4 separate regions of the Mus musculus genome follow, and regions 2, 3 and 4 are each linked to region 1. A link is a loop called in an ENCODE intact Hi-C map of the cell type or tissue named here. Cell type or tissue: gastrocnemius. All regions are shown on one strand. Links, peaks and the distances in the headings refer to the core of each region. The heading gives the core; the rest is flanking DNA.

Region 1 (3,870 bases), core at 643-3,142:
AGCTAGTACATCCTTGGCCAGTCGGGCCATGCTCAGCACCTGGTTCCCCGATCGGTCAACATAATCTCGGAATGGGACAAACTGGGACAGACAGGAAAGAAAGGTGAGCTTCGGCCAAGGGAGTAGGTAGCACTCAAGTTTCATCTTTGACCCCTAACATTTCTTTCCAACTATCACTATTCTTCTGAGAGTCTCTTTAGCTTCACTGTACTTGAATGTCATCCTTCTGAATGCATCCAATTCTTTGTGTCGGGTGTTGGACATTGAACGCAGGATCTTGTATATGCAAGACAAGCTGCCTACCACTGAACCACATCACTACTCCTGACACCACACTCTTCCCCCCTCCTTTTCTAGAAGCTTCCCTTCGTGTCAACTCCACTCCTCTGGGTTTTCCTGAACTGCCCCCCTTTCACCCTGTCTCTCTATGAAACCCTGGCTATCATGGAACTCATCATGTAGACCAAGCTGGCCTTCAGGGAGATCCATCTGCCTTCTACTCGAGTGCTGGGAAGGAGAGCGTTGAACTTGGGAGCAAGAGAGGGAGGCGTTGGGATTGAGAGGGAAGAGCAGTTTGCCAGAGAAAGGAGGTTAATAAAGGGAGGGCAGGGAAAAGCACCCTCCAGAGCCCCGTGTTTGCCTCTGTCCTTGGGTCTCATTCTGTTGGGATCCCCCTGTTTCAGCCTCCTAACAGCTTGAGCTGTAGCCACTGTACCTAACCCTGGCCCAGAACTGCCCATTTAGTTGCTAAAACTACGTTTTCCTTCAGTTATCACAGATCCCCCAAACCCAGCTTTACCTATTGAATACCAAGTCTTCCGGACCTATCTCTGCCTCTAGCTTCGCCTTACCCAGTCAGTGGGACCTTTCACACTAGAAAATTGAGAGTAGTCCTTATCAGTGTATTAACAAGTCATCAAATCCTGCAAAGGGATCTAAAGTATCTTCTTTTGTGTTCCTCTTTTGAGATAATCTTATTACATAGCCTAGGCTGGCCTGGGACTCTCAGTCCTCCTGCCTTAGCCTCCAAGTGCAAGAATTACAGGCACACACACACATACATATATACACATACACACATATATACACATATACATGCACACTTGCACACACTTCTGTGCACAGCTCTTAAACAATTTTTCCTTTGTTTAGACAGGGTTTCATAAAGGCCTCACACTGGCCATGAATTCAAAGGTATTTCTTGTTGTTATTCTATGTTGTTTAGAGTGCATGTGTGAATGCAGGCATAAGTGTTCCCTGGTGCACATAAGGAGGGCAGAGTGGGCTCTCACCTACCATGGGACCCCAGGAATCTAACTCACATCATCAGGTTTGTTCAGCAAAGTACATTTCACACACACACACACACACACACACACACACACACCCATCTCACTGGCCTGACCTGGAACTTATTATCATTTTGCCTCCACCTCCTGAGTGCTGGGATTTCAGGCACATTGTTTTACGCAATGGTGAAGATCAAACCCAGGACCTCATGCATACTAGACAAGCACTCTATCAACTGAACTGCCTCCCTGCCTTTAAACAGCTTTTGAGTTGGCTGCTTCTGAACATGACCACTGCTTTGTGTTCACATACCCCAGTCACTTTTGCTGCTGGCTAAATGGATTTCTGGGCATTTCCCTGGCCCTGCCACCGCACCTACAGTGCAGCACCCAGAGAAGTCTATTTATAGTGTAGTTTGATCTGGGCATTTTGGCACTCAGGAGGCTGAAGCAGTAGAATTACCATGAATTCTAGACTAGCCAGGGCTACTAGTTCCCTAAATAGTGGGGTTCTGTCTGAAACAAAACAATAAATACATGGAGGGATACATAAGTAAGAACGCATTCTGATTGTCAAACCTAAGATATTTATGGCAGACAATCCTGCCAGCCTGGTCTGAGCCTCTGGCAGGTCTTACACGACATGCTCCTTCTCTGCTTGTGAAGTTGATACCTTCTTCAGGTTTCAACTCAGTGTTAAAAGCACAACCTCATAGAAGCCTCCCCTCACTACGATTGGCTGTTGACAGCTGCATTTGCTAGTTTTGTAATATTGGTCATCTCCAGTAGAGGGCAGAGACCTGCTCCTCCTACATCATACAACCTTGCAGGACAGCTGCACCCCACTTGACCCCTCAAAAGAACTGTTCAAAGCCAGTGTAGTGATGCAGTATTGTAACTCCAGCACCCCGGAGGCTGAGGAAGTCCCAGGCCATTCTGTGCTACCTACCACTATTTTATCTAACAAGGTTTTTGGTTTTGTTTTTTTAAAAGGGAACTTGTTCTATGAATGTTTGAGGGGAGAAAGGTAGTGACTAGGAAGGAGCAAGGAGAATGGCTCCTAGGAAGCCCTGTTTCTTTCTGCTTTCACCACTCCCAGGGCTACCTGAACGATGTCCCGCTCTGCATAGCGTCCCCTGGAGGATACACGTACATCATCACCATCCAGCTCTTCCATTGCTGCAGAGAAGACAGGCAGGCATCATTGGCTGTCTCTCCAACTCCAGCTCGTCCTGCCCCTTCCTCATTAGATCCCATCAGGGTCCTCACAAGGAGACCTGACACTCGCATTCCACAGTGGTGTGTAACTGCTCTCATTATCCTTACTAGCTTTCCTTCCTGCAAGTTCCATTCTCCTAAGAAAGCAGGGGAAAGTTGACTCCAGCAGCCAGGGTTATGGAGACGAAACATCTGTGACTTCACTAAGGTGCCAGTCTGTTTTATCTGTGAGGAGGGTCCATGGGACTGCTGGATCCTTCCTGTTCGCTCCAGTTCCCAGTCCCAGTCATGGACACACCCTACCCTACTCACCCTCAAACATGGCAGGTCCGACCCCGACAATAATGATAGACATGGGCAGTGAGGAGGCCTGTGGGAGAGGAATGGCTGGAGTAAGCGGCTGTGACAGGACAGTGCCTGTGGTGTCTGTGGGGATCACATGCTTGAGTGAGCCCAGATACACTGCCAGGATCAGTTGCAGACTATCTCTATGCACAGCAGGTGCCTTCTGGTGAAACATAAAGCCATTATCTTGTTTGTTTGAAACAAAAGTCTCCCTCTGTAACCCAAGCTGACCTTAAATATTTCTAGTATCATTTTAAAAAGGTTTTCCTGCCAGACGTGGCAACATACATCTGTAGTCCTAGCACTCATGAGGCTGAGGCAGGGGGATCACCACAAATCCCAGACCAACACTGGTTAAAGAATGAGTTCTAGGCCAGTCTGAGCTCCAGTGTAAGTCCATCTGGAAAAACAACAGAACCATGGAAACCTTAATGACAGCAAAATACCCATCCTAGGCATGGCATATCCTTCCCATACGTCCAGGACTCAGGAGGCAGAGGCAGGAGGATCAAAGTGAGCTCAAGGGCAGCCTGATCTATATAGCTAGTCTCAGGCCAACAAACTAACAAACAGAAATAGCCAGTCCTGGTGGCTTACATCCATAGATCCAGCACTTGGGAAGCTGAGGCAGAAAGATTGCCTCTATTCAGGCCAGTCTGGGCCATATAGGCATCCAGTACACAGTAAGGCCCTGTTACAAAACACAACAAAAATAAAATTAAAAGCAAATAAAAAAATAACTCCTCCCTCCCCTGATAAAGGACAGACATGTGTCCTGCTGAATATAAAAGACCAGTGTTTCCTAAGCTCAGGTTTCCATAGTGAGTTCATCATGCTGGAACCTAGAGAATCAAAAGCCAGTGTTGTTGGTGCCCCAGCCAATAGGCGTCTCTGAAACTGGCAGATGAAAATGTTAGGATACACATGGAATAACCATCAGAGCCCCTTCACTGCAAGGACAATGACCCCTCCCTGACAAGCCTTCCTCCTCAAACTCACACTGACGATGGCCTCTTTG
Region 2 (3,634 bases), core at 1-2,500, 130 kb after region 1:
CTTGTTATGAAACCCTGATAATTGAGTTTGAAGCCTAGACCCCGTTGTGGAAGGAGAGAACCGACCCCCAGGCTGTACTCTGATCTCACACAACCTCACATGTCTTCCACAGACATGAATAATAAATTTCATTTAATTAAAAAGAAAAACAAACAATTTCAGTCATGCATACCTGCATAACCCCTGTTCTCTTGTGGCTGGCATTGGAGAATTATGATCTCAAGGTCAGCCTGAGCCACATATCAAGATCCTGTCTCAAAACAACAGGAAACAATTTACACAGAAAGCCAGACTCTCAGAGGTAACTGCTTTTAAGCGGATTGGTACCCACACACGTCATCGCACGGGTTGAATGGTGGTTTATTTTATTCTTCTTCTATTAGGGAAGGTCTGAGGTTTCCTGATGACACTACAGTGAATATCTTTCTTCTACCTCCACACACACATTCACAAGTTTTTTCCCTTGGGGTCTTCAGAAATAAAATATAATAACAGTGCCAGATAGCCTCCAAAGGGCTGAGGTCAAGCAGAGTCTTCTGACCCTAATGTCAGCCTACCCCCAGTTCTGAGAGAGGCATTGTGGTGGATGCTTGTGTGTATGGGCACACGGTCCTTAGACTGAGTCTCAGAGCAGTGGTTCCCGCGGTTCAACCTATGCTTAGCTTGTCCACTCCTTACAGTCATTTCTTACGGTCTCTGCTCACCATACAATGAGCTTAAATGATAACATACACAGCTGCGTGTCTACTCATCTAGCAGGAGACCTCAGTGTTGTGCTTAAAGTCTTCTTGAATGGTGAGCACAGACTAGAGTAGAAGCGGGTTAAGCCTAGGAATTACTTGCCCTCGAGTTTCAGTTTCCCATACTTCATAAAACCAGGGTGATGAGAACAGATCCGTCTCCCAGGACTGTCAGGTTGAGGGGAAAGTTTCTGTATGCAAAGCGGCTAGCAGGGTCTAGTACTTGGGGGATGCTCAAAGCGGTCAGCTCTAACAGGCCTCTGCAGGCAGGCATTATGAACACCGGGTTACAGGTGAGAACAAGGGTGGGGCAGGGGATGGTGTGCACACAGAGGGAGAGCTTGCTCCAAGTCATCTAAGTAGTGAAGTCAGGGCTTGAACGCAGGTTCGAGTCCAGAACCAAGGTCCGACAACACACTACCTATCTTAGAGCTCAGTGAGGCCAAGGTTCTACAACACGCTACTTATCTTACAGCTCAGCCAGGCTAGAGGTTTTCTGTCCCCTTTTATTAGCTTCCTGGGACATTTCTCTGCTAATCTGACCTTAAAAGCTCTGACAGATCCCTCCCATCATGTAGGTTCTTTGGTCTTGGTTTGAGGTCAGGACCTACCCCCTGGTGGCAACTTCCAGAAGTGCAAGGCTAAGCCTATGTGGATTCTCTGATGCTACCCTGGCAATGGATGGATGAACCTCTCAGTGGATGGGTCCATTCAGTGTCTCTCTCCTGTTCCCACATGGCTCCCTCACAAGTTCATTTACTTGAAAGACATGGCTCTGCTTTGTAGACTAGGATACACTGGAACTTACTGTGTAGCCCAGGTTGCCCCCATACCTGTGGCAAGCCTTATGCTTCACTCAGCCTCCTGTTAAGAGTTAAGATTAAGATGGGAGCCAACTTTCCCAGCTACAGCTCATTGTTAAAATGATATGGGAGGCCAGTCATGGTAGTGTATACCTGTAAGCTTCGTACTCTGAAGGCATAGGCAGGAGAATCAGATCAAGGCTAGCCTCTGCTACCTTGTAAATTCAAAGCCAGCCTAGGATACAAGAGAGTTAAAAACAACCCCTTCCTGCCCAATAAAACTCCCCACACCAGTGATGTGGGGAGCTCCACCCATCTGCATCCTTAACTGCTTCATGGAGGTGGACACTGTAGGCCAGTTCCAAGTCAAAGGCATTTGCTATGACCTTTCAGAATGGCCCTGTGGAGTGGGAGAGGGTCTTTATTTCACACATGACAGCTAATGGGTTACATGGTGTGCTTAAGGCTGACCTGTCATTCAAGGACTTGGTTCTAGTCACTTCTGGCCATTTGTGTCTTGGGGAGTGGCTGAGGGGGCAGCTGGGACCTCACAGGCTCTAACATTCTCCCTCTTCCTCTCCCTCCCCTTCCCCCTCTCTCTTTCTCCCCTCCCCTCCCTTCCTCCCACAGATTTCGTGGGCACTACAGTAAGTTCCGTGCTGCGGCCAGGAGGTGATGTGTCTGGCTGGGGAGTCCTACCATGCCCTGTTGCTCACACACAGGGACCCTGAAAGCCGGGATTTTATAGCCCAGGAGTTGGCCTGACCTCAGCATATCCCGTCTGCTGCCCTCTCATTCCTGCGTTCAAGCTCCAGACCCAAATCTTGAACTGGCTGCACACGGACCTCCTCCGGGCTCTGAAGAGAGGCAGGGGCTAGGTGGCAGCCTGGCAAGAAGGCAGAGCCCTTGAGATCCTGAGTCTGGCCCCGCCTCCATTGGACCTAGTGGAGCCTGGGCCTCCCTCTTTGGTCCCTCGGTTTCCTTCTCTCCTGTGTAGACTAGCTGGAGGTCCCTGGGGATCCCCAGGGAAAGGACGCTCTGCCGCGCAATCTCCTTGGACCCCTTCAGTGTGCAGGGCTGCCTGCTGCGTCCTTGCCTGCCGGTCCTGATCGCCTAAAGAGACTTACTCAACACACTGCCCCAGGAGGGCCAGACTCTTTCCTACTTTATTTTTATTCGCTGATGATGGTCCCACCACATCTGCCACAAAGCTCCAGGTGCCACCAGCCCCCCAACGGGGCCTCCTCTGCCTCCCTCATTCAAGCCTGCACCCAGCTCTCAAAAGAATCTGAGCCGTGCTGAGGGGGAAAGGATAGGGTCTTCCTTCCTGCTGCTGGTAGTCCTTCATCACCTCAGAGTCTGAGGGGGAGACACGGGCTCTGGAGGCTGTGGGAGGAGGAAGCTAGTTCCAGCCTGAGGCTGGCCTGGCCTCTTCCCTACTGGGATATCTCACTGGTGACTGGCCCCTCGAGCCTGGCCTGTTTTGTACAGCATAGACTTCTCAGGCCCATTGTCAGGGTTGGTGGCTGTGGAGAGGGGGCACAGAGGTGGGGACTTAGGGGTTACCCCTCTCCTTCTCATGCTTCCTACACCCTGGACATCTGCCAAGGGCAGAGACTGTCTTGCGTCTTTGATACTTTTCTGCCTAACTTGAACTTGCAGGTCACCTCTGAACAGGGTACCCTTGTCCCCACCCCAGGCCCTGTTACCCTGTCCCTGCCTCTTTCTCCTCTTTGCCCACTTCTCGCCTTGCGATAAGCCCAGGGTCTGCAACCTCATGGGCAGTGCTTGGAGCTGAGGTAGGTGTGTGTGCATGAGTGTGTGCGTGTATGTGTGTGTATGTGTGTGTATGCGTGTGTATGCGTGAGTATGTGTGTGCGTGTATGTGTGTATGTGTGTGTTTGTGTGTGTGTGCGTGTGTGTATGTGTGTATGTGTGTGTGTGTGTGTGTGTGCGTGTGTATGTGTGTGCATGTATGTATGTATGTGTGTGTTTGTGTGTGCGTGTGTGTGTGTGTGTGTGTGTGTGTGTGTGTGCGTGTGTTAGGAAAGGGCAGATGAGAAGATCTCTCTTCTCCTGCAGTGGGGGGCC
Region 3 (3,870 bases), core at 860-3,359, 51 kb after region 1:
AGGTTCAGCCCTCAAGTCTCCATTAGGGCCACACGCCCACCTGTGTGTGGCAGTCCGCTTTGTCTCGGAAGCGAATCCCTAGTTCCTGCTCTGGGGTGTGCTGGCCTCTACCCTGCTTCATTACACCTTCCCTCACACCACTGTGGCTGAGGCAGGACTAATCCCTCTGACCAGGTTTTCCATTCTTAGACCCATAAAAGGCTGTTCAATATTCACCTGAGAATAAATAGTTGTATCCCGAGCGTCCATATAGCTCTCCCCATCCAGCCAGTGTGGCCGACCTGCAAATATGCTGGGAGACAAACAGCAACGTCAGGATCAGGTGACTTCTCAAGCATGCAGAGCTTAAGGAATGCCTGGTGCTTCTTACCAGCATAGAGACCACCCCAGTCAGTCTCAAGTCTGCTTAGAACTTATCTGTCTACAGACTCTACCAAAGGGGTCACCCTAAATTCAAGGCAGCAGTGTTACATCAGTGACGAGATAAGGTTTGGAGGATGCCCATGTATGCAGGTACCAGGCTCAGCACTGTCAGGTGACTCCTCCTTCAACTCACATGGCCGTGAGGCAAGCACGGCAGGCAGTAGAGAAGACAGCTACTTCACAAATGAAGAAACGAAAAACTGGCTCAGGGAGGTTAAGGGATGTAAAGAGTCACAGAATGTGGGGCTGGTTGGGAATTGGCCCAAGCTCACATACCTCCAAGGCCTTGTTACCTATTATTTGAAACTTTTTAGCATAGAGGGCAACTTTTATACTGAAAGAAACAAGAGAGAAATACTTGGGATTTTGTTTTTGGGTTTTTGTTTTGGTTTGTTTTTTTTCGAGACAGGGTTTCTCTGTATATCCCTGGCTGTCCTGGAGCTCACAAATCTGCCTGCCTTTGCTCTCAAGTGCTGAGATTAAAGGCAAGCACCACCACTGCTCAGTTGGGATCTTAATATTTAAAAAGAAATTATTGAAGCAGTCATGATATGTGGCTGTAATTTCAACAGGGGCATCGGAAGTTCAAGACCAGCCACAGCTACATAGTGGGTCTGTATGAGGCCAGCTGTGGCTCCATGAGACTCTCTCTCACACTCACACACACACACTTCTCTACGAGGTCAAAGTTTATGGACTACATAACAAGTTCTAAGACAAAAAACAAACAAACAAAAAAACACAAACCCAAAAACCAAAAGATAAATAAAACCCATAATTTTCAAGGAAAAATAGTAGCTATTACTTGGCTGCCTTTTTTCTTTCTTTAAACAGGGTCTGTAGGAGACGGAAGCCTGCCAGGACAGTGCTCTACAACTAAACTAAACCCCCACCTTCCTTATTATTTTCATTTTTCCTCATGGCAGGAATCACTTTGAGAGCTGGAATTCTTCAAGCTAGGCAACAGTATGTTTAAGAAGACTGCCTGTGTATGCCTGCATGATATGTATGTTTGTGGGTCAGTGTGTAGCAAGACAAGTTTGCTTCATTCCCTCCGCCCACCTTTATGTGAATTCTGAGTTCAAACTCAGGTAGCCAGTCTTGTACAGTGGACACCTTCCTGTACCCAGTGAGCCATTTGCTGGCCTATAAACTTTCATAACTCAATTTAAATAGTTTGTTGAAATCCAGTAGTCTGTCAGGGGAATGGGAAAGGAAACAAGTCAATCTAGTTTGACCACAGGCTGGGAGATCTATACCACTGCACTAAGACAAACGGAAGATGTAAGGTGACAGACCAGTTGAAGTTCATTTCTGAGTTGGTCCTGCAATCTGCAGTGTTAAGTGGGTTTCTGGGCTGGAGAGATGGCTCAGCAGTTAAGAGCACTGTCTGCTCTTCTAGAGGTCCTGAGTTCAATCCCCAGCAACCACACAGTGACTCACAACCACCTTTAATGGGATCTGGTGCCCTCTTCTGGCACAAAAGTATACATGCAAACAGAGCACTCAATACATTAAATAAACCTTTAAAAAATAAATAGGTTTCTGAAAAACAAAAGACCATCTACTGTAGGGTCCTCATCATCCCACAAGGTAACAGAGGTAAAGATGGCTCTAAATGAAATGGGTGGAGGGAACCACTAGGCCAACTGTCTAGCTCCTGTTGGATGTTAGAGCAGGCAAAATATAAGCAGCTGGGTATCACCTGGAACTGGCTAGGGGTTCTTGGAAATGTGGCCTGTTTGCACATCTGTTCTCCTGAGTTTGAGCTCCAGACAGCACCTTAGTCCCCAGGACCCTGTCAGGGACCACTACTGCTCCAGGGTGGCTGCTTCCCAAAGAGCATACTCACAATCTGTCCAGAAGCCCATGGAGAAGGGCTAGCTGAACTTCCTGTGGTCTAAGCACAACGCACTATGGTGGGGGCTATCTAACCTTTTCTGGGTCTAAAAGCATCCATAAATCAGCAGAAACTGTCAACTGTTGGTGTGGCAGCACAGGCTTTAAATCTTTGGGAATCTCCACATTTGGAACTGGACACTGGACGATGGTATTAAGATCAATCAGAGCTACAAAGTAAGATTCTGTCTCAAAGCTGGGCGTGGTGATGCACGCCTTTAATCCCAGCACTTGGGAGGCAGAGGCAGGCGGATTTCTGAGGTCTACAAAGTGAGTTCCAGGACAGCCAGGGTTACACAGACAAACCCTGTCTCCAAAAACCAAAAAAAAAGGATCCTGTCTCAAAGTAAAATAAAATTAGTTGGTAAAGTATGTGTTGTGCAAGTATGAGAACTTTTTGGGTCCCCAGCACCCTCAGAAGAAGCCAGGTGTGGCTGTGCAGGTCTACATACACTCCTAGCGCTACGAGGCAGAAACTGCACATGTCTAGAGCTGACAGGCCAAGAGCAGCACAGAATGTTCTAATCTACAAACTGTCTCAGAAAAGAAGGGAAAGGGGACTGAGAAATGCCACCCAACACATGCACACACATTAAATAAATGCCAAGCTTGGGGCTCAGGCCTGCAGTCCTCCCAGCACTTAGGCTGAGGTAAGAGGGCTGCTTTTACTTTCCTTCCTCCTTGCTCCAGAGACCTGGTGAGCAGAGGAAATCTGCTAGGATTTCACAATCCATTGCTAGAGTCGGTCTGGAAAGTCTTATCTGTTAAGGAGTTCCAACCTGCCACACTCCTAAGGCACGAGGCTTAAAACGACCCTGAAGTGGGAGTGAACTCTGATGGAAGCTTTAGGAATATCCCAGACTTGGAGGTCGGGTAGGCAGAGAAGGCGGCTATGAGTTTAAGGACAGCCTGGGCTACTGAGCAAAACCCTGTTTTTCAAAAATAAATAATCAGGAGTCACTTTGTATTCCCAAATGACAAAGCTCCACTCAGGTCTTTGCTTCAGCTCAGAGCTGAAATTATGTCAGTGACCCCCACACGGACGCATTTACAAGTCTCTATCAGAGGTCAGGACAAAAGTATTTCTCATTTCTCCGTATAAGACACAAGGGTGACTCTGAACTCCTTGATCCTTCTGCCTCTACTCGTGCACTGCCGTGCCGGACTCAAATCAGAATCTTCTTGCTGTGTAAACCTGGTCAGGTTATTTAACCACTCTGAATCAAAATATTTTAAGACACGTAAAGCGAGATCACATTATAGAGCTACCCTAACAGACCTACTCAACATAGAACTGCAAGGGTTGGGACTTATGTCCGCTTTACAGGAATGACATACTCAAAGTCCTGAGACAAAGTACACATTCAATAAGTACATGGCTAATCACATGACAGAGAAGGGACAAACAGCAGAATATTACCTGATTTAATATACTCTGCAAAATAAGCTGAGGCCATGTACAGGCAGTAAGAGCCAGGATGTGACCTAGGCAATCTAGCTCTATAGCACGGGGCAGGAGGCCCTGGTATTACATCCCTTCCTATCTGA
Region 4 (3,870 bases), core at 599-3,098, 230 kb after region 1:
AGTCCTGACCCAGGGAAGACATTAAAAAGGTAGTGGGGTCGACTAGATGAAGGAGAGCCTTTCTCTCTGGGCAAGAGCGGTGCAATGGTGTGTAAAGGTAGCTGAGAAGACGAAAAGGGCAAGCATCTTCCTGCTACCAGGCTGGGGAGGCCCAGGCCCACGACCCCGAGGAGAGGGAACGCAGGGAGACTGAGGTGACCCTTCTTTCCCCCGGGGCCCGGTCGTGTGGTTCGGTGTCTCTTTTCTGTTGGACCCTTACCTTGACCCAGGCGCTGCCGGGGCCTGGGCCCGGGCTGCGGCGCACGGCACTCCCGGGAGGCAGCGAGACTCGAGTTAGGCCCAACGCGGCGCCACGGCGTTTCCTGGCCGGGAATGGCCCGTACCCGTGAGGTGGGGGTGGGGGGCAGAAAAGGCGGAGCGAGCCCGAGGCGGGGAGGGGGAGGGCCAGGGGCGGAGGGGGCCGGCACTACTGTGTTGGCGGACTGGCGGGACTAGGGCTGCGTGAGTCTCTGAGCGCAGGCGGGCGGCGGCCGCCCCTCCCCCGGCGGCGGCAGCGGCGGCAGCGGCGGCAGCTCACTCAGCCCGCTGCCCGAGCGGAAACGCCACTGACCGCACGGGGATTCCCAGTGCCGGCGCCAGGGGCACGCGGGACACGCCCCCTCCCGCCGCGCCATTGGCCTCTCCGCCCACCGCCCCACACTTATTGGCCGGTGCGCCGCCAATCAGCGGAGGCTGCCGGGGCCGCCTAAAGAAGAGGCTGTGCTTTGGGGCTCCGGCTCCTCAGAGAGCCTCGGCTAGGTAGGGGATCGGGACTCTGGCGGGAGGGCGGCTTGGTGCGTTTGCGGGGATGGGCGGCCGCGGCAGGCCCTCCGAGCGTGGTGGAGCCGTTCTGTGAGACAGCCGGGTACGAGTCGTGACGCTGGAAGGGGCAAGCGGGTGGTGGGCAGGAATGCGGTCCGCCCTGCAGCAACCGGAGGGGGAGGGAGAAGGGAGCGGAAAAGTCTCCACCGGACGCGGCCATGGCTCGGGGGGGGGGGGGCAGCGGAGGAGCGCTTCCGGCCGACGTCTCGTCGCTGATTGGCTTCTTTTCCTCCCGCCGTGTGTGAAAACACAAATGGCGTGTTTTGGTTGGCGTAAGGCGCCTGTCAGTTAACGGCAGCCGGAGTGCGCAGCCGCCGGCAGCCTCGCTCTGCCCACTGGGTGGGGCGGGAGGTAGGTGGGGTGAGGCGAGCTGGACGTGCGGGCGCGGTCGGCCTCTGGCGGGGCGGGGGAGGGGAGGGAGGGTCAGCGAAAGTAGCTCGCGCGCGAGCGGCCGCCCACCCTCCCCTTCCTCTGGGGGAGTCGTTTTACCCGCCGCCGGCCGGGCCTCGTCGTCTGATTGGCTCTCGGGGCCCAGAAAACTGGCCCTTGCCATTGGCTCGTGTTCGTGCAAGTTGAGTCCATCCGCCGGCCAGCGGGGGCGGCGAGGAGGCGCTCCCAGGTTCCGGCCCTCCCCTCGGCCCCGCGCCGCAGAGTCTGGCCGCGCGCCCCTGCGCAACGTGGCAGGAAGCGCGCGCTGGGGGCGGGGACGGGCAGTAGGGCTGAGCGGCTGCGGGGCGGGTGCAAGCACGTTTCCGACTTGAGTTGCCTCAAGAGGGGCGTGCTGAGCCAGACCTCCATCGCGCACTCCGGGGAGTGGAGGGAAGGAGCGAGGGCTCAGTTGGGCTGTTTTGGAGGCAGGAAGCACTTGCTCTCCCAAAGTCGCTCTGAGTTGTTATCAGTAAGGGAGCTGCAGTGGAGTAGGCGGGGAGAAGGCCGCACCCTTCTCCGGAGGGGGGAGGGGAGTGTTGCAATACCTTTCTGGGAGTTCTCTGCTGCCTCCTGGCTTCTGAGGACCGCCCTGGGCCTGGGAGAATCCCTTCCCCCTCTTCCCTCGTGATCTGCAACTCCAGTCTTTCTAGAAGATGGGCGGGAGTCTTCTGGGCAGGCTTAAAGGCTAACCTGGTGTGTGGGCGTTGTCCTGCAGGGGAATTGAACAGGTGTAAAATTGGAGGGACAAGACTTCCCACAGATTTTCGGTTTTGTCGGGAAGTTTTTTAATAGGGGCAAATAAGGAAAATGGGAGGATAGGTAGTCATCTGGGGTTTTATGCAGCAAAACTACAGGTTATTATTGCTTGTGATCCGCCTCGGAGTATTTTCCATCGAGGTAGATTAAAGACATGCTCACCCGAGTTTTATACTCTCCTGCTTGAGATCCTTACTACAGTATGAAATTACAGTGTCGCGAGTTAGACTATGTAAGCAGAATTTTAATCATTTTTAAAGAGCCCAGTACTTCATATCCATTTCTCCCGCTCCTTCTGCAGCCTTATCAAAAGGTATTTTAGAACACTCATTTTAGCCCCATTTTCATTTATTATACTGGCTTATCCAACCCCTAGACAGAGCATTGGCATTTTCCCTTTCCTGATCTTAGAAGTCTGATGACTCATGAAACCAGACAGATTAGTTACATACACCACAAATCGAGGCTGTAGCTGGGGCCTCAACACTGCAGTTCTTTTATAACTCCTTAGTACACTTTTTGTTGATCCTTTGCCTTGATCCTTAATTTTCAGTGTCTATCACCTCTCCCGTCAGGTGGTGTTCCACATTTGGGCCTATTCTCAGTCCAGGGAGTTTTACAACAATAGATGTATTGAGAATCCAACCTAAAGCTTAACTTTCCACTCCCATGAATGCCTCTCTCCTTTTTCTCCATTTATAAACTGAGCTATTAACCATTAATGGTTTCCAGGTGGATGTCTCCTCCCCCAATATTACCTGATGTATCTTACATATTGCCAGGCTGATATTTTAAGACATTAAAAGGTATATTTCATTATTGAGCCACATGGTATTGATTACTGCTTACTAAAATTTTGTCATTGTACACATCTGTAAAAGGTGGTTCCTTTTGGAATGCAAAGTTCAGGTGTTTGTTGTCTTTCCTGACCTAAGGTCTTGTGAGCTTGTATTTTTTCTATTTAAGCAGTGCTTTCTCTTGGACTGGCTTGACTCATGGCATTCTACACGTTATTGCTGGTCTAAATGTGATTTTGCCAAGCTTCTTCAGGACCTATAATTTTGCTTGACTTGTAGCCAAACACAAGTAAAATGATTAAGCAACAAATGTATTTGTGAAGCTTGGTTTTTAGGTTGTTGTGTTGTGTGTGCTTGTGCTCTATAATAATACTATCCAGGGGCTGGAGAGGTGGCTCGGAGTTCAAGAGCACAGACTGCTCTTCCAGAAGTCCTGAGTTCAATTCCCAGCAACCACATGGTGGCTCACAACCATCTGTAATGGGATCTGATGCCCTCTTCTGGTGTGTCTGAAGACCACAAGTGTATTCACATTAAATAAATAAATCCTCCTTCTTCTTCTTTTTTTTTTTTTTAAAGAGAATACTGTCTCCAGTAGAATTTACTGAAGTAATGAAATACTTTGTGTTTGTTCCAATATGGTAGCCAATAATCAAATTACTCTTTAAGCACTGGAAATGTTACCAAGGAACTAATTTTTATTTGAAGTGTAACTGTGGACAGAGGAGCCATAACTGCAGACTTGTGGGATACAGAAGACCAATGCAGACTTTAATGTCTTTTCTCTTACACTAAGCAATAAAGAAATAAAAATTGAACTTCTAGTATCCTATTTGTTTAAACTGCTAGCTTTACTTAACTTTTGTGCTTCATCTATACAAAGCTGAAAGCTAAGTCTGCAGCCATTACTAAACATGAAAGCAAGTAATGATAATTTTGGATTTCAAAAATGTAGGGCCAGAGTTTAGCCAGCCAGTGGTGGTGCTTGCCTTTATGCCTTTAATCCCAGCACTCTGGAGGCAGAGAC

Evidence for each region. Hi-C counts contacts between places; a loop is a spot of excess contacts. Peaks named below come from ENCODE experiments on the same cell type or tissue, not always from the same donor. Only the 100,000 strongest peaks of a DNase experiment are listed, where the experiment ranks them.
Region 2: it touches region 1 in a loop (3-fold over the local background); 16 of 42 quality-filtered maps call a loop at or near these places.
Region 3: a loop joins it to region 1, with 2.6 times the contacts of the local background. A loop is called at or near these places in 6 of 42 quality-filtered maps.
Region 4: a loop joins it to region 1, with 2.4 times the contacts of the local background. A loop is called at or near these places in 8 of 42 quality-filtered maps.

The regions. Positions count from the first base shown.
Region 1 is chr6:113,300,647-113,304,516 of GRCm38, reverse strand. Cpne9 (copine family member IX) reads right to left here. Exons shown (of 21, transcript NM_170673.3): 18 at 3,852-3,870; 19 at 2,820-2,877; 20 at 2,395-2,468; 21 at 1-81. Among named protein-coding and RNA genes, the nearest start is that of Brpf1, 4.6 kb to the left of the region's middle. In gastrocnemius, for the core only: a CTCF peak has its summit at 2,072 (motif pointing right); no DNase peak of the experiment used is centred there; H3K4me3 peaks cover 433 bases; H3K27ac peaks cover 2,052 bases.
Region 2 is chr6:113,170,498-113,174,131 of GRCm38, reverse strand. Lhfpl4 (lipoma HMGIC fusion partner-like protein 4) reads left to right here. Exons shown (of 4, transcript NM_177763.3): 4 at 2,174-3,634. The coding sequence ends at 2,274. Among named protein-coding and RNA genes, the nearest start is that of Lhfpl4, 23 kb to the left of the region's middle. In gastrocnemius, for the core only: a CTCF peak has its summit at 1,365 (motif pointing left); a DNase peak (open chromatin) is centred at 1,361.
Region 3 is chr6:113,250,153-113,254,022 of GRCm38, reverse strand. Mtmr14 (myotubularin related protein 14) reads right to left here. Exons shown (of 19, transcript NM_026849.2): 4 at 217-292. Among named protein-coding and RNA genes, the nearest start is that of Mtmr14, 14 kb to the right of the region's middle. In gastrocnemius, for the core only: a CTCF peak has its summit at 1,910 (motif pointing left); no DNase peak of the experiment used is centred there.
Region 4 is chr6:113,074,102-113,077,971 of GRCm38, reverse strand. Gt(ROSA)26Sor (gene trap ROSA 26, Philippe Soriano) reads left to right here and starts at 728. Exons shown (of 3, transcript NR_027010.1): 1 at 728-798. Setd5 (SET domain containing 5) reads right to left here and starts at 333. Exons shown (of 22, transcript NM_028385.1): 1 at 260-333. In gastrocnemius, for the core only: a CTCF peak has its summit at 1,865; DNase peaks (open chromatin) are centred at 670, 1,211 and 1,428; H3K4me3 peaks cover 2,500 bases; H3K27ac peaks cover 2,500 bases.